Linked DNA regions of Homo sapiens: region 1 is linked to region 2. Evidence: chromatin loops called from intact Hi-C (ENCODE). Cell type or tissue: heart left ventricle. All regions are shown on one strand. Region 1 has its middle 25 kb from the start of NPL. Region 2 overlaps RGS8 (regulator of G protein signaling 8).

The links. Hi-C counts contacts between places; a loop is a spot of excess contacts. Peaks named below come from ENCODE experiments on the same cell type or tissue, not always from the same donor. Only the 100,000 strongest peaks of a DNase experiment are listed, where the experiment ranks them.
Region 1: a loop joins it to region 2, with 2.2 times the contacts of the local background. A loop is called at or near these places in 6 of 110 quality-filtered maps.

Annotation. Positions count from the first base shown.
Region 1 is chr1:182,763,974-182,766,473 of GRCh38, reverse strand. No RefSeq gene overlaps it. Among named protein-coding and RNA genes, the nearest start is that of NPL, 25 kb to the left of the region's middle. In heart left ventricle, no CTCF peak of the experiment used is centred here; no DNase peak of the experiment used is centred here.
Region 2 is chr1:182,673,752-182,676,251 of GRCh38, reverse strand. The region is part of intron 1 of RGS8 (regulator of G protein signaling 8); the gene reads left to right. Among named protein-coding and RNA genes, the nearest start is that of RGS8, 9.6 kb to the left of the region's middle. In heart left ventricle, no CTCF peak of the experiment used is centred here; no DNase peak of the experiment used is centred here; H3K27ac peaks cover 1,261 bases.

The DNA of each region.
Region 1 (2,500 bases), 90 kb before region 2:
GTATATATTTAACAATATTCAAGAAACATTTGTAGAATGTTTACTGTGCCTTGTAAGCTTCAATGAGGAGGCTGATCGTATTTGAGGTATCAGCCCATTGGAGAGTTTGCAGGGCAATAACCTGATCATCTTTATATGTTTGAAAGATCACAATGGCGGTCCCATGAAGAATGGATTGTAAGGACAAGAGGCTCTTACAGTGTCCAGAGAAAAGATGCTGGTGCTGGGGGTAGGGTGAGAGTCATGAAGGTGGAGTGATAAGCAGGGATTCTGGATCTGGTTGGGAAGGCAAGCAGGCAGGACTGGCTGGAAACTGGATATGGAGGTAATGGGCAGTGAGGAACTGAGGATGATTTCCAGATTTGGGGCTTGAGCAGCTTTGTGGACCTGGGTGCCATCTACAAGAAGAGGGGAAAGGCTAGCAGTAGGGCAGTATCTTTTACTTCTTAAAATGCTTCTCTAGAAGGGCACTTCCTAATTTCCAGGACCTCTTGGAGTCTAGAGTAGTGAATCTAGGGGGTGAATCCTGACCATGGGAGGCACAGATGATGCAATGGGCTGCAGGAAAAACAAAACTTCTATTTAATCTTGTTTTTCTCATCCTTTATAATTTATATTTCTGTATATGCCTTACAATATGCATATTATTACAGAGTTTTGTATATATATACACACACATGTATATCATTTATAAATAAATAAGAATGACTGAATGAAGGAATGAATAAACTGAGAATGTGGCAGACAAACAGCTGTTCACCAAAATCTGTTCTTCATTTCAGAATATACAGTTTTAGCTGGCAAGCTGCTGCCCAGCCCAAGGCAACTTTTTCCAGATTGCTTGCATGTGGGTGTGACCAGTTCTCTAGTTATTCCCAACGGGAGGTGAATGGAAGTTATAAATGTCAGTTTTGGACCAAGGCTTTTGAGAAGCAGTCATGCTTCTTTTACACTCTTTCCCCTTCTGCTGGCTTACATGCAGAAAAGGAACAGGCCCTGGGAATGTCGGAGGCCTGAGATAGACGGAGACTTCATCCCTGAAACATTGCTGGGAGGGGACTGCCAACTTACCAGGAGCATTCACTTCATGCAATTTTATCAGCAAGAGATAAACTTCTGGGTATTTCAGTCATTATACACATTTGGGTCTCTTCGTTACCACAGCCTAGCATAGAGGGAGCATGCTTAACATTTTTCTATTGGCTTGGAGCATGTGCAAAATATATGGAGGCCACTGGTCTAAGCACTTGCCAAATGCAAATGAAATAGGATTGCTTGTTTTGTCAGATCCAGGGGACAGAAGCTCACCATTTCAAAGCCATCCCGTCATGTAATCAAAAGCTATAAGGATCATAGATGGTGTTTAAGACAGCTGAGTTTTATGTTTGCAAAACTGAAAAATAGTGAAATTTTTAGGAAGATTCACAAACTTAGATTACCATTAATTAGAAAAAATGACAAGCCTTAGTGGTAACCCAAGGGTTGTCTTAGAAAATGTGGAAATATTTGATGAATGTTATTAAAGAGCAGTGAAATCCAGCAATTGTTTGGCACAGAGTTTGCTCAAATTTGCAACTACTTTAATGTCCCCAGACTTTAGCTTAAATTGTCTTTTTTCAAGGCTCAAGGACTTTCAAGATCCAAGTGTTTTCCAGTTACCTTTGCAAATGAAATAAGAGTTCACTGCATTCCTCTGACCCTCCTCCCTGGTGTTTAGATGGTGAAACTCAGAAAGCCTTCCTTCATGCATTCAGCTTAGAGAAAGAATAGAATGATATAACAAGGCAATATTTCTGAAAGCTGAGATCAACAGACTGTGATTAAAGTCAGCTTGCAGTTATATTGGCTGAGAATGTCATGCCAGCTGCTCGTAAACCCCACAAGATGATGGATGTCTTACTGTTATCCTTATTGCTCTCCAGAATTTATTAGCAGAAAGAAAAATGGGGAAAGGTTATAACTCTCAGAGGTCCAAAATTTTCTTTGCAACAGTGAATAGTGAAGGCTTGGGTGTCAGTTATAAATGAATCACTGGGCATTTGTGTGGCACAGGGAGGAGTGTCAGAACCTCAGCACTCTAATCAAGAGCGGCAGGAGCACCTGCACAGAGGGTCAAGTGAGGTGTTAAGAGGGGTCGTGTTGCAGGTGCATTCATCATTCTACCCTGAGAAATTTAGCTAGTTGCTGTTGAGAAAAAACTCTGTTAACAATAGGGAAACAAAATTCCACGGCCCTCATTCACTGTTGGGGAATTAATGGTTATAGGGAAGGGAAATCCTGCTTGGGTTCAGGAGTGAGGTGTGGGAGTTCTAGCATCATGGAACTGGTGAAGGACTATGTGACTGGGGATCTGGGAGCAGCTGCTTTGGGAGGCAGAAAGATAGATTTGGATCCCTCATCTTGGGTCTTGATGCTAATTTCCTTCCTTTCTCCTGCCCTCTCCTTTCTCCTACTGAGCTAAGAAGAAAAACTCTGGAACCTGCTGTTTTATTTTTTTCAC
Region 2 (2,500 bases):
GCTTTTTAAAATATTATATTGCAAATTTAAACTCCCTTTATCTTCAATTTAATTACATTCTCATGGCCTGTGTGACAATGCCAGGTGCTCCTTTTGCTCTTGATGAATTCCACACTGCCCTGACCAGGCTATTGGGTTAGTTTGCAAATGCCTTATGTACCTGTGCAGCTGACCCTGAGTGTCATTAGCATTCTGTTGACTTCAGTCTTGACCAGAAGGCTGCAGAAGTCTAACATGTTTCTACCATAAAGAATCCTCGGCGATTTTTCAGATTTTTTTTTCACGAACTCAAAATCAAATTTAGCCGACATTTACTCAACACCTGCTCTCTGTGAGTTAATGAGAATTAATAGTAAGGAGAGTAAGTAAAAGAGTCTGTCTTTTTGGAGCACACAGTCAGTTGAGAGGCTCAGAAAATATAAATCTTAAGAATAAACTATGCCTGTGATGTGGGCTGTCAGAGGGCCTTACAGCAAGGTGGTGCTATTGGGATGGAGGGGGTTCCTTCTGATTGGGAGAATTCTGAAAAAGGTTTGGAAAGGAGAATTTTTAGCTTGAGGTAATGGGTTTAGGGAAGAAGCTGAGAGTTAATAGGCAGATCAAGGGTGGGGACATTCCGGGCAGAAGGGACAGCAGAGGAATCATGCATGTGTGTGGGATAGAAAACCTGGATAGGCAAACGGGACAAACTCATTGTCAGGCAGGACAAGGAGGTGCAATGGAGCCCATCAAAGATGATTGCACAGATGATCCACTTTATGGTATCTGTTCAGTGGTACTCTGGTGGTAGTGTAGTGTGCAAGAAGGTTTGTGGGTGGGCAGAGAAAGAAATGAGGGCAGGGAGATCAGTTATTTAAGAGAGGGCAGGAGGTTGTGCAGGTGCTGGGGGTTGAATAACCTCTCATATGGCAGCATCAATGGATGGGAGGAAATGAAGTTGAGAAATACTTCAAAAATATGACAAGATTTAAAAACCAATTTAGGAAGGGAATGGAGAAAAAGAAGCCAGAAATGTCTGTACTTGTTGGGGTTAGGGTTAGGCTTAGGGTCCCTTGTGGGACTTGGGCAGAGTAATGTCACAAGTAAGCACAGGGAGCCCAGCAGGAATGGAGGATGGGGGAGAGTGATTGTTTAGAGACAGTATAGCATGCAGGGTCTGTTTAGAGAAGAGTATAGTGTGCAGGGTCTGAGATGTGAGGAACTGTCCAGCAAACCTCTGGAAAAGCGGCCTAGAGCTGAAGAGGCAAGATTGAAGCACTGATTCTGGAGAGGAGTGGTGGGTGCCTGGAGAGGGCAGGGCTTCCCAAGAGGAGTGAGTATAGACTGGGAAGTTCAGAGGCGGGCAGGACAGCCCAGAGGCAGGAGCAGGGCTTGCAATCACTGTGTTCCTGTAAGAAACGTGAGTTGTGGCCAGTTGAGATGTCCTGTGCCAACTGCAGCTAGCAAGTCAGGAGCAGTAGCTGGAAAAGAACCCAGAGCTCTACATTCCTGGGCCAGAGCTCTAAGCCTGGGGAATGTAGAGTCCAAGGTGATGAATTCCTTTCTCACGAGCACTTAACTCTGCTTGCCTTTTCTGTTTATTTGTTTCAGGAAAGAAGACGATGCTAGAATGCTTTACTTTAGGTTCAGCTTAATTCTCCTCCCTGAAATTATGCCCTGGCCTCTTTGGAAGATTATGCTGGTGTCCTCTTGTAAGCGGGGCCTGCACTACGTCTGTACTTCTCAAACTATGGTCCTCTGTGATTACTTTTTGGCATTTAGGAGTGTTTTGATTAGAAAAAAAAAGCTTGGACTAGTTTTAATGTTCCGTTTCCTTGTGTTATTCATGTCCACACACTTTTGTCCCTCTGCTCTTTATATTCCTGTTCTTTCTTTTACATTTTTCTTGTTTACTATAGCTCTTTTTAAACATTGGACTTATTGACTTCTTGTGACTATATTATTTTCCCAAAGGCTAATTGAAGATTCTGATGCCTGGTTAATATTGATTAGCTTCCACTTGCGACTCAGGCCCATTTGCAGCCCTGCTCTCTTTCCTTGGGGCCTTTACCCCGTGGACACTGGCCGGGGCAGCGTGAGATTTGGAGGAGGCCTTTGTTCCGCTGTTTTAGTGCTGGTAGAAAGTGTCCTATGATGGCACTACCTTTGTGTTAAAGCAAGGAGTAGAGCAGAGGCTGGAAGCATCAGGTTTGGTGCTAGATACCAGCTCTGCCACTTTTAAATGACGCGTCTCTGTTTCTCCATCTGTAAAAGGGAGATGATAAAGGTGTTGGCTTTGTAAATTTGTTCTGAAAATTAAATAGATAACTCAAATACGATGTTTGGCATAGTGTCTGGCACATACTAACTGCTCATTAAACATTAGCTATGTGGATTCACCTTATTCTATAAACATATCTTGAATTAGGGGAGTGCTTATCAATGGGCTTTTATTCACCAGTTTATCTGTGTACAAGTTTCTTATGGTGCCGTGTACCAAGAAAATGTCCAGAAATGAAGG